2 separate regions of the Homo sapiens genome follow, and region 2 is linked to region 1. Evidence: read pairs that join two places in POLR2A ChIA-PET (ENCODE). Cell type or tissue: GM12878. All regions are shown on one strand. Links, peaks and the distances in the headings refer to the core of each region. The heading gives the core; the rest is flanking DNA.

Region 1 (5,377 bases), core at 183-5,182:
GTAATCCCAGCACTTTGGGAGGCTGAGGTGGGCAGATCACGAGGTCAGGAGATCGAGACCATCCTGACTAACACGGTGAAACCCCGTCTCTACTAAAAATACAAAAAATTAGCCAGGTGTGGTGGTGGGCGACTGTAGTCCTAGCTACGCGGGAGGCTGAGGCAGGAGACTGGCATGAACCCAGGAGGCGGAGCTTGCAGTGAGCAGAGATCATGCCACTGCACTTCCAGCCTGGGTGACAGAGCAAGACTCCGTCTCAAAAAAAAAAAAAAAAAAAAAGCCAGGCATGGTGGCACATACCTGCAGTCCCAGCTACTTGGGAGGCTGAGGTGGGAGGATCACTTGAGCCTAGGAGATCGAGGCTGAAGTGAGCTATGATCACGCCGCTGCACTCTAGCCTGGGTTACAGAACAAAATCCTATTTCAAAAAAAAGAAAAAATGATCTTGCTGTCTGGGGAATCCTACAGTAGGCAGTATAATTTTAAGCAAGTACCCTTGAAGGTCACAGACTTTAGTTATTTTGTTATTTATTTATTGTTAAGAAAGGATCTTGCTCTGTCGCCCAGGCTGGACCGCAGTGGTGTGATCATAGCTCACTGCAGCTTTGAACTTACGGATTAAGCAATCCTTCCACCTCAGCCTCTTAAGTAGTTGGCATTACAGGCACATACCACCGTGTCCAGCCATTTAAAAAATTTTTTGTAGAGACAGAGTTTCACTATGTTACCCAGGCTGATCTCAAATCCCTGGCTTCAAGCAATCCTTCTGCCTTGGCCTTTCAAAGTACTAGGATGACCAGGTGCGAATCACCACGCCCAGCTGAGAGTCACAGGCTTCAGAAGGTCATCTGTCGGCATAGTAAAGTGTCTCCCATAAATGGGATCACAAGGCCTTCTGGCTAAGCAACCCCAACCTCTCCTCTACCCAGTCCCAAACCTCGCAGCAGTCATCCAGACTTGCTTTGGTTGCCCTATAAGTCCTTCCCAATGAGTTATTTCTGATTAGGAAGAACTTCTACTCTCCTCTTCTCTATCTTTGAAGACATTGGGAACTGCTCTACTGTAGAAATAACTACAGTCCCAATTTGGACCAGTTTGCAGCTTGGCTTTGAATGTTTTCAAAACCTCAGCTTAGACAAGAGGAAAAAATTCTGTCTCCAAGCCTTGCCCACCTCAACTTCCTTAAAGACTCTGACGAAGAGTGACAACAGGGCTAGGAATGACCATCTTTTTGGTCTGACTTTAGCTGGTGAAATTCACTGTACATAGAAATGCAAGAGCTGGAAGAGGAGGAACTCCAGTGGAAAGGGTCTTTCCATTGGCCCTGATGATGCACAAGCTGGCTTTGAGCATCCCATCTTCTTGATGTGAAGAAACAGCAGCAGAAGCTCTATCAGGTCAAGGGGCTGTTTCCATTTTTAAATGTTTGAGGTTTTTTTGAGTTGGGTAAAGAAGATAGCTTTAAATTCCTATTCATGAATAGCAGCAGATGCTGTTTGGAGTGTAGACCACTTCCCCTCAGCCTGACTAGGGTTTCAGCTGCAGCCAGAGTGGACATTCTCCATGCACGCTGGCAGCGCCCACCTCAGGCAGCTGTGGAGTCCCTCAACTTTTCCAACTCAGGTTTTATTGGAAGCTTCAGTAGTTCACTTAGTCCATACACAGAGCAGCCCTAAGTGCCCGGGCATGTCAACACTCCCAATCATTGGAGGAATAAGAAACCAGTGGGGGAAGGCCCCAGCCTCTGGCCCTTCAGAGGCACAATTCTGAGGTGTATTCTCCACAGGTCTCCAGCAACAGTGAGCCCTGGCTGCCCGCAACAGGAACCAGTGGAATCCTACATCCTTGCCTGGCCTATTTCTCCTCTTACTCTCCCTACTCCTCCTCTTACTCTCCCTACTCCTTAACTCCTACTTCCTAGGGTCCCCTTTCAAAAAGCTATCTATACCCAAGACCCAGGTCTTTCTGAGATTTCGTCTTTGGGATAACCTAAGCTAAGATATGCATCAATGCACATGTTAGGAGGTGAGTTTTAAAAAATTTTTTTTCTTTTTTTTACTTTTTTCCTCTTTTTTTTTTTCTTTTTCAACCATGGGAGACTCACTGGAGTCTTTGTTTCTGAATTAAAAAGGAAGTGTTTGGGGTTTTTTTTTAACATTCAGAAATAAAGTTGCTCCTGGAAAAGGGAACCTGTCACTATTAAGAAGAGCTGTCCTTCATGTGGAAGAAGTGGGAATTCAGTTCTGACTATTGGTAACAAAGTTAAGCCTTCAGGCTGACTGTTAATCTAGGCCAGGGCCTGGGCTGGAGAGGAGCAGCCTGGCTGATTGTGGTGTGGAGGTATTTCTTCTTCCCGGTCCTAGCGCTGGAGGCTGGAGGTGGAATGTGTAATGGGAAAAGGCTGTGGGTTGAGACTGAGACAAATGTTGAAAACAGATCATAGAGACCTGGGAAACCTGAACTGAGGTTACAGAGTAAGAGAAAAAAACAGGCAAGACAGGCTTATGGAGTGGGAGGTGGTCTGGAATCATTTCAGGGACCAAGGGTGAAGGCCAAGGGAAGGCCTTCTCCCCCTTCCTGACATTTGTGCGAGGGTCCTGCCATGGAACAATGCCCCTAATAATCCCAGTAGACCTAATAACAACACTTCCCCCAACTGTGGATCTATTTGCATGAGAGAAGGAAAACAAGGGGATGAAGAGGAGGAGATAGGGAGATAGGGAAAACAAGCATTTGCGCCCAGTAAGAACACCTGCTTTCCAAGGGCATAATTGTAACCCAGGGAAAGGAACAATAAAACAAAGACTCACCGTTACCAAAGGGGATTTCCAAGAACAAAAACAACCAACAATAACTGAGAAATCAATCACTTGCCTTCCTTCCTGCTGACTTTTGTTTTTTTTTTTTTTGAGACGGAGTTTTGCTCTTGTTGCCCAGGCTGGAGTGCAATGGCGCGATCTCAGCTCACTGCAAACTCTGCCTCTCAGGTTCAAGTGATTCTCCTGCCTCAGCCTCCCAAGTAGCTGGGATTACAGGCATGTACCACCATGCCCAGCTAATTTTGTATTTTTAGTAGAGACAAGGTTTCTCCATGTCAGTCAGGCTGGTCTCGAACTCCCAACCTCAGGTGATCTGCCCACCTTGGCTTCCCAAAGTGCTGGGATTACAGGCGTGAGCCACCGCGCCCAGCCTCCTGCTGATTTTATAAGGCTGTTTTTTTACCATTTTACTTAGATATGTGGGTCTACAGAGGAGGTGTAGTTATAGTGTTTCTGGGGAAGTAATATTTTTCCAGATGCTACAGCCACAGACCAATTTTTATAATAAACTTTATTTTATGGAGCAGTTTTAGGTTCACAGCAAACTTGAGTGGAAAGCATAGAGCATTCCAAGTATAGAGGCTTAGGGTATAGAGATGTACCCCTGTCCCCAAACATGGACAGCCTCCACTCCATCAACATCCTGCAGCACACTGGTGCCTTTGTTACAATCCATGCACCTACACTGACACATCACTATCACCTGAAGTCCATAGTACCTTAGAGGTCACTCCTGGTGCTGTATGTTCTATGGGTTTTGACAAATGACTGTTACATATCCACCATTATAGTGTCATACAGAATAGTTTCGCCACTTTAAAAATCCTCTGTTCTCCTGCAGAGTAATTTTAATTCCACAAGAAAGCTGGGCGGTCAGCTACAAGTACAATTGTCAAAATTGGATGGTAAATAATTTTTAGCATATATCAGACTCTCCTGGAATTGATAGCAGATTGGAACCCACCAATATAGCTGCAGAATAAGAATCCTGACTGGGACTGGGTGTGGTGGCTCACGTCTGCAATTCCAACATTTTGGGAGGCTGAGGTGGGACGATCACTTGAGCCCAGGAGTTCAAGACTAGCTTGGGCAACATACAGAGACCCCATCTTTACAAAAAATACAAAAATTAGCCACGTGTGGTGGTGCGTGTCTGCAGTCCCAGCTACTTGGGAGGCCGAGGAAAGAGGATCATGTGAGCCCAGGAGTTGGAGGTTTCAGAAAGCTATGATGACACACACACCTATACTTCAGCCTGGGTGACAGAGTAAGACCCTGTCTCAACATAAAAATAATTTTAAAAAAAGAATCCTGACTGTACTTCAAATGGTCGCATTATCCAAAAGTGGACAACCTCTATCCCACTCCCAAGCAAACCAAATCAAAAAAGCCCATCAAAGACCCCAAGATTTTCCCAAATTGTAGGTCTTTATCTGTGACATTGTAATTTCTACCATCTAATACTAGTAGCTTTAGTTCAATAATTATAATAATCAGATCAGGCTGGGCATGCTGGCTCACACCTGTAATCCCAGCACTTTGGGAGGCCAAGGAGGGCAAATCAACTGAGGTCAGGAGTTCAAGCCTGGCCAACGTGGTGAAACCCCATATCTACAAAAATACAAAAATCAGCTGGGCATGATGGTGGGTGACTGCAATCTCAGCTGCTGGGGAGGCTGAGGTGGGAGGATTGCTCGAACCCGGGAGGCAGAGGTTGTAGTGAGCTGAGATCACGCTACTGCACTCCAGCCTGACCAACAGAGTAAGACTCCGTCTCAAAAAATAATAATCAGGTCAACTACTGTAGACTATCACAGCTGTCTTTTTGCAAGGATGGGATGCAGTTTCCTGATAAAGGATATAACCTTTCATCTTAGTTAAAATCCTTTCTTCATAATTCTGAGTCTCAAAATGCTTTTCTGCAATGTTAATTTCCAACACCTGCTTTATGAGCCGACCATAGCAATTTAACTCCCAAGACCTGAAAATGAAACTCACTGAGTACATTAAAAAAAAATTATCAGGATCATGTGAAAAACTAATTTTTTTTTTTTTTTTTTGAGACACAGTCTCACGCTATCACTCTATCATCCAGACTGGAGTGCAGTGACACAATCATGGCTCACTGCAGCCTCGGCCTCCCAGGCTCAGGTATCCTCCCGCCTCAGCCTCCCAAGTAGCTGAGACTACAGGAATGTCCCACCACACCAAGCTAATTTTTTTTTTAAAAATTTTACAGAGACGAAGTTTCGCCATGTTGCCCAGGCTGGTCTCAAACTCCTGGGCTCAAGTGATCCGCCTGCCGCCCAAAGCGCTGCAATTACAAGCATGAGCCACCACGCCCAGCCGTGAAAAATTAATTCTTAAAAAAGGTAAGGATCAGCGTTGAGTGTGCATTTACAGAACAGAATTCAACAGATACCTTTGTTTCTTTTTTTCTTTTTCTTTCTTTCTTTTTTTTTTTGAGAGAGTCTCACTCTCTCACCCAGGCTGGAGTGCAGTGGCGCGATCTCAGCTCACTGCAACCTCCAAGTTCAAGTGATTCTCCTGCCTCAGCC
Region 2 (5,377 bases), core at 248-5,247, 180 kb before region 1:
AGGGATGAATAAGAGACCAAGCTTTGAGTTTCATGACTTCCAGATCAGAAATTAAGAATAAAAAGCCTTTGTACCTGGAGAGACGTGGTCAACATGTGGAGCTGCCTTTGCCAACGTATCACAGAGTTCCTGCCGCAGCTTCTGGGCGAGATTGCTCAGACCAGAGAAGTTAGGAACAAAGGAGGTAAAATTCTCCTGAGGACTACTGGCAATTTCCCTGAGCTCTGCCCAAACTGCATCTCTGACGCCAATAGCATAAAGCAGGATGCCTGCCTTCCTCAATGCCTTCGCAGGTCCATGGACATGGTCCTCAACTGGCCCACTGCTGATCACCACGGCGATCTGAGGTACCTCTTGGCTTGCCCGGCTCCCTGATGCTTCCTGGAAGTGGTGGTCTAGAATGAACTTCAGGGCCAGGCCCATCTTCTTGCCCCCAGGCTTAAATTGAAACTGCCGAATGTGTCTCAACACATCACCTTTGCGGTGGTAGGTGGAAAGCAAGAACTCTGAATGGGGCACATCGCTATACTTGGCCAGACCCACACGGATGGTCTCACTGCTGACGTTGAAGCTGTTTACCAGAATGTACAAGAAGTTCCGCACACTGCGTGCATGTTGGGGGTTGATGTTGGTGTCCACCAGAAACACAACATCTCCCAGAGAGGCTTCCCTGCAGACTAGGAAAGAGAGTCACTTTCAGATAAAACATAACAAATGACAGTTACTGGCTGGAATCCCATCTCTCCAGACTCAGAGCCTTTACTCCCCACAGATCTGCCTGCACAGCATGCAGCCTAGACACACCATCATCTTCCCTTGTATTCCCATGGCTACCATCTTCCCCTGCTCACCTACCACTCTCTGTTCCATTCTAATAGACATTTGGCCCTTCAGTTAGATCACCCACCCTGCTTTCCATTCATCCCTTGACCTAAATAAAAGAACCCAGTTTTCTACCAGTAGTGGATGCTGTTGGTACCCACCTAGATCGCCTTTACTGGTTGGCACACCTATCCCCCAGCTGCTTTAAGTACTACCTGTGACTTTCTCCAGAGTCCTAACCTTGGCTGAAGGGAGTGGCCTCAATTGGAGACGCCTGGGATGTTACACCACTACCACCACCCTGGGTGGCCAATGTCTAATCAACATGGAGATACAAATGCCTGGCCCACTTGCCTTCAGTGAAACAACCCTGCAGTGTTATTTAGACTCCATCACCACCTCTCATGACTCAGGCCAAGGCTTGACTTTACCTATTGTCTTCATCCCCTACTCTAACCCACTTCTGTTACTCCCTTACAGATTTTTTTCCTAAAGAGTACTTTCTCAAAATAATGCACTCAAATCCCTGTCCCAAACTCTGCTTCCAGGGAACCTGACCTAAGACATCAGCTTTCCAGCTTTGACTTCTGTACTCCCTGGCCACCACCAGCCCCTTTTAGTTTGATCGTTGGCATTCCTATACTTGTGGCTCACATTTGTCTTTTGGCTCCCTGAGCTCAAGCTGCACTATGCAGCTACTTCTCCCCAGCCCCAGCTACAAGCCTGGAAACCACCATCTCAACAGTGGCCAGGCCCATTGGTACCCCATCTGGGCCCATCCTGGCCTCCAGCATGGAAGACATCAGACACCAAGTGGCTGCAGGACTGGAGCAAATTTTGGTAAATTCTCATAGGATCATGTTCTTTTATCTTTGTTTGTAATGTAACATTCATGATTGTGCTTATTTAGTTAATGGCAATTTCCCCAACTAGACTGTGAGATCCATGAGAACAGATAACCATGTATTTTGTTTGTTTGTTCACCACATGAGCATCTAGCATAGAGCAGATACCCAAAAATATTGAGGAAGGAAAGAATAGAGGAAAAGAGAGAAAGGAAAGAGACAGCACTTATAAGGATGGAAATCTTGAACATTAATGAAAACAAATAATGGAATTAAAATTTTAGTGCTAGAAATAATTATATGAGACTGTAGCTGCTAGACATGTGGCAACTGAGCACGTGAAATGTAGCTAGTATAACAGAAACTGAACTTCATATTTTACTGAATTTTGATTTATTTTAATTCAGAGAGTCACATGCAGCTGGTGGCCCCTGTATTGGACAGTACAAGTATAAAATAAGGAGTCCAATTCAGCTATCTCAAAGAGAAGGAAAATAAGACCTGGAAAGGCAAAGTAACTCATGTAAATCCATTCAAAGAGCCAGAATTAGGACCCAGGTCTCCTGATATCTAGTCCATACCCTGAACTGCCATGAAGATTAAATTAGAAATCCATATTACAGAAAGGCAAAGACCAAGTGAGAGTCTAGACAGAGAGGGCTTGGGGAGGTTGGTATAATCCAGGGACACTTAATCCACTTGTCACTTCTGGAGTCCTGGGTCCCACCTCTCAGAAGTTTGCATAACATTGGTCATAAAGCCAAGTGGAATCTGATCATGGAAAAGGCAGACAATAAATGAACTTCAGGTCCTTTAAGCTTTATTTCCCTTCAACCCTCCAAAGTGCAGTCTTACTGGGAGAATTCAATGACTGTTCCAGGGATGGCTGACTGGCTTGTCGCCTTAACATCTCTTTCAGGGGTGATCAAATGCAAACCACGAAGTGTTTCCCTGATCTTTCAAATCAGAGGAAACCACACAGCTGTAGAATATTTTCAAGGCAAGTAAGTTTCAGTTCTATCATATGCAACTTGAGAGATGTATTACATTTTCGTAGACTGTCACTTTCTTAACCCCTCCACTAGTTCTTTGAATGTTTTAGAAGGTGTTTGAAACATGAAAAGACTGTCACAGCTTCTGTTCACAAGTGAAGGGAGTCAGAGCCAAAAGGAAAACTGAGAGAGCTTCATGGTTTTTTTTTCCCCCAACAAATAACAGCCTGTGTAATTATATTTGAATATTTAAACCTCAATATTGTCTCACTGGCACTTCAGGCTACTCAAATAATCTTCTTCTGATGAGACTTTCATCTTGGAAAGTCCCAACAATCTATTAAAATAACTGCAAAAAATTGCAGATGTGTCACTAGCACTCAGTGAAGCGATCCGTCTTGTGATGATAATTACTCCTCAGAACAGCTCTGCCGAAGAGAAAAGGCAGAATGCAGAACAGACTCCTGTTTACAAAAGCGTTTGAGAACCTAGTAATACATTTCAGAGTATGGAAGTTTTTAATATCTATTTTTTTGTCATTTGGGGTTAAGTACTGAAAAAACAAGTGCCCACCATTCACTATAAGCTTCCAGATTCTGACTAAATTCTCCTTCAATGAATCGATTGCCTCTTATTAATTCTGAAGCTTCTGTAATATTTCCTTTTAAGATGGTCACTACCACTAGATGGTTTTCAGCTTAAAGAAACCCAGGTATTACCAATCCTCTGTGACTTGAAGCCAAAACCAGCTTCAAGGAGGATGATCCCCCAAAATATCTTCCAAGTCTCCATTCTAGATGTGGACCTAGAGAAAAGAAGAAACCTTGTAATTAAAAAATGTGCCTTCATGCACTTAAAATGTGTCCAACACATTGACTATAAATTATGCCTCATGAAGTTGATTTTTTTAAAGCATAAGGATGTCTTTCCCCACATCAACATAGGCTTTATCAAAATAAAGAGGGAAATGTTCCCACATTGTTTCAATTGTGCAAGGAAAATGGTCTTGCTGATCCAACTCGGGAAGAATTTTGTAAACACCCAGAGTGTACACCTCAGACTTCACTATTTAAAGTTGTCCAGATGTGGCTATAAAAGGAGAAAGCATACAGGACATGGCATAGAACTTCCATTTCACACACTGCATTCATTTGGTGGGTCATAAACATTTCTGAATGATTTTGTTTGTATATTTATGCAAGAGTGGAATAACCTGATAAACAGTTGTGGTATGCTAAAATATTCAAGTATCTCAGGAGCACATCTGCCTGGTCAAATAAGCCTAGTCTGAAAATACCTCATACATTCTCAAAAAAAAAAAAAAGCAGAACATCAGACCTCCCTCCCCAAAGCTTAGATCCATTTCCAAAGGGGTCCATGGAAATTGTCTACTCTCAATTCCATTTCTATTTTTTTTACTCTAAGAAAGTCCATTTGTTTAAAAATAAGAACATAATAATCCCATTGAATGAGAGGTTCCAAGTGGAACAGGGAATACCTCATCTTTATATTCTTGGCCAGCCAATCTCACAGCTGCCTTCAGCAGAATGTATGTGGTTAAAAAGCAAGGACTCTTGGAGATAGACTGCCTGGGCTTGAGTCTTCGATCCACTATCTAATAGTGGATCTTAGGCAAATTGCTTCACTTTTCTCTGCCTTGGTTTCCCCATTTGTAAAATAGGGGCAATAATAGCACCTACCTTATAGTGTTATCAGGATTGAGTTCATTATTATAAAACACTTTACCCATTCCTGGCACACAGAAGGCACTCTTTAGGTGTTTGTTAAATAAAATAAACCTTCTTGGAGCCCCAATATGTAATTCAAAAGAATTCAAAAGAATTCTTCCATGTCTTTGCCATTGTGAATAGTTAAAGCACATTCTTAAACAAACCAAAGAGTTTAAGCAAGAATCTCTAGCATGTCTAAATCACTTCCTAGTCTTGGGTTCTTTAAATAGAATATTGTGTGGAAGTGATCATCACAACACCCAGGAATAGCAGACACCCAACAGCTGCGTTTCTCTTTCCAGAAAGTGTTAAGTGAAAACCACCCCCCACTCCCTAAAAACACATCTTGACTGTTCATGCTCAACTTACTCCTTAAGAGGGATTCAAAAATTTGAGATAACCATATTTATTTTATTTACTTTATTATTTACACCAACAGAAAATACTGGGAGAAGTCTTGACTTTAAAGGAAGCCCATAGGCCTTGATTCTGGTTTGAGCTTGGCTATTTGCTCTGCAGACTTGAGCAAGCTGTTTCAACTTTCAGGTTTTATGTGATGAGTCTAGAGGTCTTAGCTCTGATTTGAGACAACTACTGTATTGACCACTGTATTACAAACATGCCCTAGGGAATTGGTCCAGTGTTTTTCCAGGAAATAGATGTGCTATAATTAGATTTCTCTGTTCCTCAGTTTCTACATAACTTCCCACTAGTGCCTCCTCCCGGAGGTGTATAAGTAACTAAAGGAAAGGTACTTTAAGACTTTAGATATCCTATCCTTCAATAAACTTTTACCTAAGGGTAAAAAAAAAAATGCATGAATCTTAAAGAATAGATTGCCCTAGTGAATTAATAACTGTATGAGGGTAAAGAGCTTGAGAGTCTGAAGGTGTGAAAAATGATCCAAAATAAATTAATGGATCATCAACATGATCCTCATCATCATCATTGCAATAAAATATTACACTTCCAATTTTGAAACACTTGG

Evidence for each region. ChIA-PET counts read pairs that join two places held together with the same protein. Peaks named below come from ENCODE experiments on the same cell type or tissue, not always from the same donor. Only the 100,000 strongest peaks of a DNase experiment are listed, where the experiment ranks them.
Region 2: POLR2A ChIA-PET joins it to region 1 with 9 read pairs; 3 of 35 experiments call an interaction of 5 or more read pairs at or near these places.

The regions. Positions count from the first base shown.
Region 1 is chr3:15,354,033-15,359,409 of GRCh38, forward strand. No RefSeq gene overlaps it. Among named protein-coding and RNA genes, the nearest start is that of SH3BP5, 24 kb to the left of the region's middle. In GM12878, for the core only: no CTCF peak of the experiment used is centred there; a DNase peak (open chromatin) is centred at 2,809; H3K27ac peaks cover 611 bases.
Region 2 is chr3:15,177,511-15,182,887 of GRCh38, forward strand. It overlaps the pseudogene COL6A4P1. Among named protein-coding and RNA genes, the nearest start is that of CAPN7, 26 kb to the right of the region's middle. In GM12878, for the core only: no CTCF peak of the experiment used is centred there; a DNase peak (open chromatin) is centred at 2,881; H3K4me3 peaks cover 1,470 bases; H3K27ac peaks cover 968 bases.